Regions from separate parts of the Homo sapiens genome. Here region 2 is linked to region 1. A link is an interaction called in ENCODE POLR2A ChIA-PET data of the cell type or tissue named here. Cell type or tissue: Panc1. All regions are shown on one strand. Links, peaks and the distances in the headings refer to the core of each region. The heading gives the core; the rest is flanking DNA. Region 1 overlaps INPP5B (inositol polyphosphate-5-phosphatase B). Region 2 overlaps FHL3 (four and a half LIM domains 3).

Region 1 (5,479 bases), core at 248-5,247:
AGAACACAAGGCTGTTTATAATGAACTTGGACCAAGATAATTGAGCAAGCATCACATTAGATTATTAAATGGGATGGCGAGAGAAAAAAATTTTCCGAACAGTTGAGCCATTTTCCCACCCACCTCCCAAGAGGCTGAGCCTCAGGGGCCTTTGTCAGAAGCACCCTGGGTAGATCAGGTTAAAGTTCCTCCTAAACCCTGTTACCTTTGTGCTCTGTCCTCACAGTGTGATCTTGTGGCTGGGGGACCTCAACTACAGGATAGAAGAGCTGGATGTGGAAAAAGTGAAAAAGCTCATCGAAGAGAAGGACTTTCAAATGCTGTATGCATATGATCAGGTACAGATGGCCACCTGTGCCCTCTTCCAGCAGCTGTCCTCCACCATGAGGGCACAGAAAAGCCTGGCTTCCAAACTCGCAGCCTCTTCCTCCTTGGCTTGGGAGGTTTCCCTGAGTTCCTGATGTTGTCCAGTCATTTCTTCATTTCATCTGCATTTCCCTCTTCCATAGTTGTCTCCCCATTGGCTCTCTCCTGAAGCACCTTGTCTCCTGTGGGAGCAAGAGCATGTTCTCTCTCTCACCTTGTCATTCATTTATTCAAGAGGTCTGAAGTTAGGGCTAAAAGAGTACCAAGCTTCTATAAAGAAAGGACTTGGTATATTTAAGATGATGTAATAATTGTTTTTAGAATGAGCCTCCTTCTCCTCTGTGCTTCTCGTCACCACACTTCTCTAGTGTGAGTGACAGCTCTTCCCAAGTGGCTTTCCTCACTTTCTGTAGGAATCACTTCTGTAACCTGCTGTTCTCCATCATTGCTTGACGTAGCGTTTCCTTCTCAGAGCACTCGCTGTTTCACAGTACAAGAGAATCTGTTTCCCTGTGACTTTCTTCTGGCTACTTCTTTCAGTAGATTTCAGACCTGTTCAGGTGGTCAGGTTGTTCAGAATGTTAAAGTCCTTTTTTGTTGTTGTTGTTCTATATCCTCCCTTTTAGTAACCTTAGTATTGTCATTAGTCTAAATCTTTCTATTATCTTTTTTTTTTTTTTGAGACAGAGTCTTGCTCTGGCACCCAGGCTGGAGTGCAGTGTTGTGACCTCAGCTCGCTGCAACCTCTGCCTGCTGGGTTCAAGCAATTCTCCTGCCTCAACCTCCCAAGTAGTTGGGACTACAGGCACGTGCCAGTATGCCCGGCTAATTTTTTATATTTTTAGTAAAGACGGGGTTTCACCGTGCTGGCCAGGCTGGTCTCGAACTCCTGACCTCGTGATCCATCCACCTCAGCCTCCCAAAGCACTGGGATTACAGGCATGAGCCACCGCGCCCAGCCTCTATTATCTTTTTTTCCCCAGTGCAGATTAATTAAAGAAAAAGATTCTCAACTTAGTTATGTCTTTCTCTGTTTATCTCCTCTGTGTTCTGGTCTGAGGCATTCTAATTTCTCTTGTAGTTTGATACCCATCTCTACTTGCCTTCTTTTCTGGTCTTTCCTGAAGTAGTTGTACCCATTTTGTGTGTTATCTGCCTACCACATGGTTTTAAGCTCTATATGTAAGGGTCAGCTTACATTCATACCTACATTTTTACTATTTTCTGTTGCTTTTTAAATAGTTTTTTCAGGAATTTGGCAAGTAGTATCTACTAAATAGCTGACCATGTGCAATGTTAGAGCTGATAGTTCTTCACCAGTCCGTGTAGTGCCAAGTGTGGTGCTCCAGGGAAGAGGGAAGAGCACCTGTGGTTTTGATCTTGCTGAGAGTGTGATCTGGAAGGCGCTCCTAAAATTAATAGGAAGGATGCTAGCTGTTTTCCTAATGTGTCAGGCACTGTTTAAGTTGACAGTGAATCTTTCTAAAGACCCTATGAGGTAGATTCTATTATAAATCCAAAATTTACAGATGGAGAAACCAAGGCACAGAGCTTCCCCCAGTTCGCATAACTAATTTGACAACGCAGTTCTATCTTTATGTATATTTGGAGCAACTGTGCTACACAGATGAAGTGTTTGATACCTGGAAGAGAAAAACTATTAGTTTGTTAAGTGGTACCTAATCCTCTTAAAGATATCTCAGTAAGATGATACTCAGGCCCTTTGGGTGTAGCTATGCTCTTATGAAAGAGCCTTAGCCAGACACAATGGCTTGCACATGCAATCCCAACACTTTGGGAGACCAAGGCGGCAGGATCACTTGAGGCCAAGAGTTTGAGACCAGCCTAGGCAATATAGTGAGACCCTGCCTCTAAAAGATTTTTAAATATAGCTGTGTGGTGTTGCACAGCTGCAGTCCCAGCTACTTGGGAGGCTGAGGCAGGAGGATTGCCTGAGCCCAGGAGATGGAGGCTGTAGTGAGCTATGGTCGCACAATGGCACTCCAGCCTGGGTGACAGAGTGAGACTGAAAAATAAAAAACATTAGGCTAGGCGCTGTGGCTGACGCCTGTAATCCCAGCACTTTGGGAGGCCGAGGTGGGTGGATCACGTCAGGAGTTCGAGACCAGCCTTGCCAACATGGTGAAACTCTGTCTCTACTAAAAATACAAAAGTTAGCCAGGCGTGGTGGCATGCGCCTGTAATCCCAGCTACTCAGGAGACTGAGGCAGGAGAATCACTTTAACCTGGGAGGTGGAGGTTGCGGTGAGCCGAGATTGCGCCATTGCACTCCAGCCTGGGTGACAGAGCGAGACTCCGTCTCAAAATAAATAAATAAATAAATAAATAAATAAAACATTAAAAACTTAAAAAATAAAAAATAAAAACCATATACAGGCAAAAGAGTGGTCAGCTTGTCCACTTCCTAGGAGTTAGCTAACTTAAGATCTTACAGAATAACTTTCTTTTGGGGCTTTTTCCTTTGGGTTAGAGTTTGAATTCCAGATTGATATGCTTTTCTCCACTAATTCAAAGTTTGACCTTTTTATTCTGATATTTTTTTTTCTCCCATCCTTTTGTATAGCTGAAAATTCAGGTGGCCGCAAAGACTGTCTTTGAAGGCTTCACAGAGGGTGAGCTCACATTCCAGCCTACTTACAAGTATGATACGGGCTCTGACGACTGGGATACCAGGTAGGTCAGAGGTTGCTTCAAAGGGTTGAGCAAACGGAAACCCAGAAATTCTGGGAAGTACTTGCCCTTTTGGACCTAAGGAAGAATATATGCTTCCTGTGACTTTTTCCCTATGTTTTGCACTCTGATCAAACATTTTCTCTCAGTATCTGCTCATGAAGCAGGCTTCTTTCCCATGTATTAACTTTGTGACTGCCTTAGCCTTTGTTCCATAATTTTAATACTGGTTTACTTTTTAGCTGTGCCTAGGATGAGATGATTCCAACTAACTTAGCTGGTACTTGGACATTACACAGTAGTTAATATTTTTGTTTGTTTGTTTGTTTTGAGACAGAGTCTTGCTCTGTCATCCAGGCTAGGGTACAATGGCTGGATCTTGGCCCACTGCAACCCCTGCCTCCCGAGTTCAAGCGATTCTCCTGCCTCATCCTCCCAAGTAGCTAGGATTACAGGCATGTGCCACCAGGCCCAGCTAATTTTGTAGAGACAGGGTTTCACCATGTTGGCCAAGCTGGTCTTGAACTCCTGACCTCAAGTGATCCGCCTGCCTCAGCCTCCCAAAGTCAGTAGTTAATATTTTTATTAGTGCTTACCATGTGCCATGTACTATTTGATGCCCTTGTTATTTTCTCATTTAATCCTCAAGAACCTGTTGAAGTAGGTATGATTTATTAACCTCATTTTATGAGATTGGAAACTGAAGCATAGAAAAATTAAAGAGGCCCCCAAGCAGACAAGGGGTACAGGTAGGATTTGAACCCAGGCAGTGGGAATTCAGAGGCTGTTCTCTTAACTAGCATCTTTTTTTTTTTTTGAGACGGAGTCTCACTCTGTCGCCAGGCTGTAGTGCAGTGGCACAATCTCGGCTCACTGCAACCTCTGCCTCCCGGGTTCAAGCAATTCTCCTGCCTCAGCCTCCCGAGTAGCTGGGACTACAGGCACACACCACCATGCCCAGCTAATTTTTGTATTTTTAGTAGAGACGGGGTTTCACCATGTTGGCCAGGATGGTCTCAATCTCTTGACCTCATGACCTCCTGACCTCATGATCCCCCTGCCTTGGCCTCCCAAAGTGCTGGGATTACAGGCGTGAGCCACCGTGCCTGGCCTTAACCAAGATCTTTTAAAGACCATAGGCTGGGTGCGGTGGCTCACGCCTGTAATCCCAGCACTTTGGGAGGCCGAGGCGGGCAGATTGCCTGAGCTCAGGAGTTCAAGACCAGCCTGGGCAACATGGTGAAACCCCACCTCTACTAAAATACAAAAAATTAGCCAGCCATGGCGGTGCACACCTATAGTCCCAGCTATTCGGGAGGCTGAGGTAGGAGAATTGCTTGAACCTGGGAGGTGGAGGTTGCAGTGAGCTGAGATCACACCACTGCACTCCAGCCTGGGCGACAGAGCAAGACTCCATCTCTATAAAAATAAATAAATAAATAAATAAAAATAAAAAATAAAGACCATAGCATGCTTACTGTCAGATTGGTTTTTTAATTCTCTCCTGATTCTCATAGGAGGATAAAGATCAGAGAATCAGTCTGAACTCTGTTTTGGCTTTGAGCTTTCATGGTTGTTTTGGATGATACCCACAGGATACATGTTATCCCTTGGTGGGCCCGAATTGCTCTTGCTGCCTCAGATGACTTAGCCACATGGACATGAAGGCCCTGATTCATCACTCCCCACCTGAGCCAGGGCACTCGCCAGGCAGCGGGCACTGCTGTTTCTGTGAGTACTTCCAGTGTGGACTTTGCATTTCAGTGAGAAGTGCCGTGCTCCTGCCTGGTGTGATCGGATTCTCTGGAAAGGGAAGAACATCACTCAGCTGAGTTACCAGAGCCACATGGCCCTGAAGACCAGTGACCACAAGCCTGTCAGCTCAGTGTTTGACATCGGGGTAGGTGGCAGCTGGTACCTGTTGTAATCATTCTGGAGGGAATTGGCTTTCACAACTAAGACCATTTCTTGTCTTTCTGGTTTCTTCCTCTCCTTTTGAGAGGGAAGAAGCCCCTTTTAGGACAATTTAAAACAATTATTAACAACTTGGTTAATAATTGTTTTAGTATGCCTCTGCATTTTTCCTCATACATGGAAGTTCCCTTTTGCATTTTTGAACTGTCTCTTTGCAGACCTTTCTCTATGCGTTTATAAATGGGTGTGTCAGTATTGTGTATACAACATTGAGGATATTTTTCCTTTTTTGTAAAAGAGATCATATTATACATTTTGCTCTGAGGACATCTTTTTTTCCCTGACTGAATATGTCTTAGGAGATCTTTCCAGGACAGTGAAGGTAGAGCTTTCTTCTCATTATTTTTAAAGGTTGCAAAGTATTCCATAGTATGGATGAGCCATAATGTATGTATTGATGATCATAAAGTTATTTCCAAAGTTTTGCTATTATACACAGTGCTGTTGT
Region 2 (5,258 bases), core at 1-5,000, 120 kb before region 1:
AGCTGAGCCTCTGAAGTTCCCATTGCTTGGCTGATTCCCCGGGAGGGAAGGCCCAACCTCTCACACTGGCCTCTTCTACCATTCATTAGTCCAGCACCTCTCTAGCATTCCACTGTTTTCTGGATCAGGAGGGGCAGGCACAGCCCATTCCCGTCTCTAAGTTCTGTACTCCAGAGCTCTGGTTAAGGGTTCCTTTATCCATATTCCTAAAGTCCCTTCCTGGGAGTCAGGAGAGGGTGGGAGTACTGCTCATAAGGAGTAGAGTGGGGTGGCTCCCTGCCCCTGCTTCTCCCACGCTGGGGACAGTCGGGACAGTGGAGGCTAGACGCTGGCTGGGACAGGAAATGAGTCACTGACCCAGGAAAAGCCCCCTCCCCCTAGATCTGCTAGGGCCTAGATAAGAAAACAACTTCTGCTTCCTGGTTTTTTTCCTGACCTCTTCCTACCCCGAGTTAAATACAGAAAGAAACATGTGGGATTCCTGGTTTCCCAGAAGCACCCCTTCCCCATCCCCACCTACTCTGAACTGGCATTTCCTATGCCGGGTCTCTTGGCTGTGTTTTGAATGCAGAGGCCTCTTTGCCAGGAGCCAAGCCACAGCCTCTCTGTGTGACCCCAGTTCCACCTTGTGCTCCTAACAGGGTTCTCTCCCCTTGCCACCATGAGCGAGTCATTTGACTGTGCAAAATGCAACGAGTCCCTGTATGGACGCAAGTACATCCAGACAGACAGCGGCCCCTACTGTGTGCCCTGCTATGACAATACCTTTGCCAACACCTGTGCTGAGTGCCAGCAGCTTATCGGGCATGACTCGAGGGTAAGGAGAGGGCCAGGCCAGGCAGGAGGTGGGTGGTGACCAGTGGAAGGGGGCAAAGGATGGGTCCATGAGGCCTGGGTGCCAGTGCCCCTGCTGTGTTCCCCACAGGAGCTGTTCTATGAAGACCGCCATTTCCACGAGGGCTGCTTCCGCTGCTGCCGCTGCCAGCGCTCACTAGCCGATGAACCCTTCACCTGCCAGGACAGTGAGCTGCTCTGCAATGACTGCTACTGCAGTGCGTTTTCCTCGCAGTGCTCCGCTTGTGGGGAGACTGTCATGCCTGGTATGTGTTCAGGGGCTCATCTTGTGTGAGAACTGGCATCTGCGTAGGGTCTTTGCATGTGTCTGTCTGATACATGGAGACTTGGTCTGTGTAAAGACCTGCATACACAGCATGTTTCTGGAAATTTAGTATATACGGGATCTGTTTGCCTGGTATACTCCTGGGGGCTACTATGTACAGGCAGATTGACACATGTGATACATACTTGGGGGCTTAGCATGTGTGAATATCTGCATGTTTAGTACAGGTAGGAACTAGAGGTGTGCTGAGACTGTCATGCTTGTTGCATTGGGTCTTAATGTATGCAGAAGCAGATAAACAGAGGGCTTAACATGTGTGGGGACCTGCATGCCTAATAGAAATGCTGGGACTCAGCACCTATGGAGAATGGTGTGCCGAGGAGATGCGAGGGCTTAGCATGTACCGAACCTGTCATGCCCAGGGCATTAGAACTTTGTGTGGGCAGATACTTACTTGCCTGGTACATGTGGGGTCCCATGTGAGTGCTAAAATCATCACATCTGTTATATGAGGGCTTAGCTCTTAGTGAGACTTCATGACTGTTACATGGAGGCTTGATGTGTGCTGAAATTGTCATCTCTGGGACATATGGGGGCTTAACATAGGCCAAAACCCTCGTGTCTAGCTGGGTCATCATGTCCGGTGTCTGGGGAGAGGTTAGCATGTGTAATATACATAGGGCGGGGGGGTTCTTGCTGCATGTGCACGGACACCACCCTGCTCACGCTGAGAGAGGAGTGGAGACTCCTGGGGAAGTTACAGAGGGTGGCCCTCAGGAGCATGGGACACAACCTCTAAATGGGACCCCTGTTCCCCACAGGGTCCCGGAAGCTGGAATATGGAGGCCAGACATGGCATGAGCACTGCTTCCTGTGCAGTGGCTGTGAACAGCCACTGGGCTCCCGTTCTTTTGTGCCCGACAAGGGTGCTCACTACTGCGTGCCCTGCTATGAGAACAAGTTTGCTCCTCGCTGCGCCCGCTGCAGCAAGGTGGGGGCTGGGCCAGCCAGGTGGGGGTGAGTGAGGCCTGTTGTGGGGTGGGAATCCCCACTCATACCTACTAATGGATGCTGCCCCCACAGACGCTGACACAGGGTGGAGTGACATACCGTGATCAGCCGTGGCATCGAGAATGTCTGGTCTGTACCGGATGCCAGACGCCCCTGGCAGGGCAGCAGTTCACCTCCCGGGATGAAGATCCCTACTGTGTGGCCTGTTTTGGAGAACTCTTTGCACCTAAGTGCAGCAGCTGCAAGCGCCCCATCGTAGGTGGGACAAGGGTCAAAGAACGGAGTGGGTAGGGTGCAGGCAAGGGAGTGGGATGTGGTATTGGGTGAGGTTGAGGGCCGGACCATCCCCACATCTGCATAGCTAACTTCCAGCCTCCCTCCAGGACTCGGTGGAGGCAAGTATGTGTCCTTTGAAGACCGACACTGGCACCACAACTGCTTCTCCTGCGCCCGCTGCTCTACCTCCCTGGTGGGCCAGGGCTTCGTACCGGATGGAGACCAAGTGCTCTGCCAGGGCTGTAGCCAGGCAGGGCCCTAAGCCAGGGCTCCTGGACCCAGGCTTTCCCATACCACGGGCCCAGGACTGTGGCTCCTTTTCTAAACCACCTCTGGGACTCAGCTCCCCCCGCCAAAAAAAATGGGTCTCCTTCTGGGCTCCAGGATTGTCTCCCCACTCCAGCATCCCCAAACTGGTACTCCCTGACCCAGGGCCCCAAACCTGGGCTCTTACAGAGCCTCCATGAGTCAAGCCCCCTCCCCACACCTGGACTCCAGAATTCACCCTCTCCCCTGCAGTCTGGGTTCCCAGACTGAGTCCTCTCCCCAAATCAGGGCTCTAGACCCGAGCCCTCCAAACCTGGACTCTGGGACTTAGGCCCCCTTAAATCTAGACTTCTCTTTATAGGTTTCAGGTCTCCTATGGGTGCCTGGGAAGTCCTTGAAAGTGGACTGTTCTCAGGCTTGACCTGCCCCACCCCATCCCCGCGGTTGAGGCTGTGGGGGCAGCAGATCAGGAGCCCACTGATAAGGGGCCCTAGGGTACAGGGTGCTGCCCAGCAGGTCGCCACCGAGTGTCTTCTCATTTTATTTCAGCTCCATTTTGCCCATAGATGGGCAGAGGGGTGAGATTGGCTCATCCCCCTTCCAGATTCTGCAATAAAGCGGTGTGAGGAAGCAGGGGCCTCCGTGTGTGTGTGTGTGTGTGTGTGTGTGTGTGTGTGTGTGTGTTCAGGGTATAATGGGGAAGGAAGGGTTTTTGCAGACTGGGAGGCTCAGAATCTCTGCTAGACCTCATCCTTGCAGGGTGGGGTGGAGGGGGGCCGGGCCATGGGGTGGGAAGTCTCTCCCCATGAAGGGGATCCCCGCCACAGCTACCCTCCCTCTGGAGCTCGTCCTGCCTCCCTGCTGGCAGAGGGCTTTTTCCCTCATGTAGGGAAGGGAGGGGTTTGGGGGAGGTTCCAGATGAAAGCCAGGGTGGCGGTGGGGTTCCTTAATTGGCTGGTACGAATAGTCTCCTCCGCCAACAGCCCTGCCCAAAGCCCGCAGAGCAAGGACCTGGTTCCGATCCCCAGTCTGGGCCCAGACCCTCTCAGCCCCCTTCCCCCTCTTCCCAAGGATTAGCAAGGGCGGCCCAGGATCCTCTCGCGGCCGCACGTTTTTTGCCAAAAAAGGCAAGGATGCAGCTGCACACGCCGCGGGAACATCTGGATCCGATTCCCGGCATGAATGGGTCACGCCCCGTCCCCCGCCAACAGTGATTCAAGTCAAGGGTGGAGGCGGGAATGAGCGAGGGGGGCTGTCCCCCAAAGTGGGGAGATGGGCGGGGCGACGCTCCCCTCGCCCGCCCGGCGTCCGACGTCCCTTGTCCCTGACCCTGGCTGCCGCGGTCTGGGCTCGGCCGACCGTCCGGCTGTCGGGGCAGGTATGCGCACACAGTGGCGCCCACAGCTGCCTGCAGCGAGGCCCGGCCCTGGGCAGGCGGACCCTCGGCGCCCTGGAGTGGGAGAGCCCCTCCGGCCCGGCGGAAACCGCCAGATTGTATGTATCTCATATTAATTCCTCCCGTCCTGTGGGCGGGCATTATTACTTCCATTACACAGAGGTGGAGACGCCTGCAGTCAGCTGCCCCAAGTCACATAGGTAGTCACTGGTAGATCCTGGACTCTAACCGCTTTCTGAAGCCATGGTTGACATTTTCTTTTCTTTTTTTTTTTTTTATTTTACTTTAAGTTTCAAGATACGTGTGCAGAACGTGTAGGTTTGTTACATAGGTATACGTGTGCACGGTGGTTTGCTGCAACTATTGACCCGCCCTCTTAAGTTCCCTCCCCGACATTTTCAACAAACTTTTACGAATGCCTACCACGTGTGTTTATAATTAATAATTACCACATATGCTTACGGTTTTATTTGTTTCTCTCTCCCACCAGCCTAAGGACTGAGATCCTGCCTGCCTTGCTCCCCGCTCTCGTTCTCAGCTCCCGGCACTTACTATGTGTTCAGTAAATACTTGTTGAGGAAGAGCAGTCCAAGCATAGAAAACAACTGGCGCAAAGGCCTGGAGGCCTGAGAACATACGGTGCTTTGGGGAAGTAGCAAGTAATTCCATTTGGAGGAAGTGCCAGGAGAGTAAAATGGCAGGCAGAGCCCAGGTCCTAAAAAGCCGAATGCCAAGTTGCACAGACCTCACCCTGCAGGAAATGCAGCCTATGGAACTGTTTAAGCAGGGGCCTGTGATGAGCAGAGTTGTAGACAGATCATGCTGGCTGCAGCATGAATAATGGAGTGGAGGGGTAAGATGAGCAGGCTGGTTCGGAGGCTAGTGTAGTGTGGTCCGGGTGAGACATCTTGCAGCAGGTAGCAGCTCGAGTGGAAAAGGCAAGACTTGCTGCCTGGAGTGGGGATGAAGAAACATTTAGGGGCAGGAAGGCATCAGGTTTGAGACACAGTGACTGGAGGATGGTGGTGGTAAGGCGGTCCACCCACCTAACAGGAAGTGAGAGATGTGCAGCTACAAAATTGTTTGATTTATTTCAATACAAACATTTTTCAGACTTAACATCTTAGAAACCCAGACATATAATCAAGGCCAGGCGCAGTGGCTCACGCCTGTCATCCCAGCACTTTG

What was found. Peaks named below come from ENCODE experiments on the same cell type or tissue, not always from the same donor. Only the 100,000 strongest peaks of a DNase experiment are listed, where the experiment ranks them.
Region 2: POLR2A ChIA-PET joins it to region 1 with 9 read pairs; 8 of 35 experiments call an interaction of 5 or more read pairs at or near these places.

What each region holds. Positions count from the first base shown.
Region 1 is chr1:37,877,666-37,883,144 of GRCh38, reverse strand. It overlaps INPP5B (inositol polyphosphate-5-phosphatase B), which reads left to right. Exons shown (of 24, transcript NM_005540.3): 14 at 227-338; 15 at 2,951-3,060; 16 at 4,822-4,957. Among named protein-coding and RNA genes, the nearest start is that of MTF1, 21 kb to the right of the region's middle. In Panc1, for the core only: no CTCF peak of the experiment used is centred there; no DNase peak of the experiment used is centred there.
Region 2 is chr1:37,994,816-38,000,073 of GRCh38, reverse strand. FHL3 (four and a half LIM domains 3) reads left to right here. Exons shown (of 6, transcript NM_004468.5): 2 at 642-817; 3 at 926-1,100; 4 at 1,942-2,111; 5 at 2,204-2,390; 6 at 2,515-3,304. The coding sequence starts at 662. The coding sequence ends at 2,669. Among named protein-coding and RNA genes, the nearest start is that of SF3A3, 7.4 kb to the right of the region's middle. RefSeq lists enhancers at 1-575, 1,665-2,586 and a silencer at 3,163-3,457. In Panc1, for the core only: no CTCF peak of the experiment used is centred there; no DNase peak of the experiment used is centred there; H3K4me3 peaks cover 1,493 bases; H3K27ac peaks cover 2,313 bases.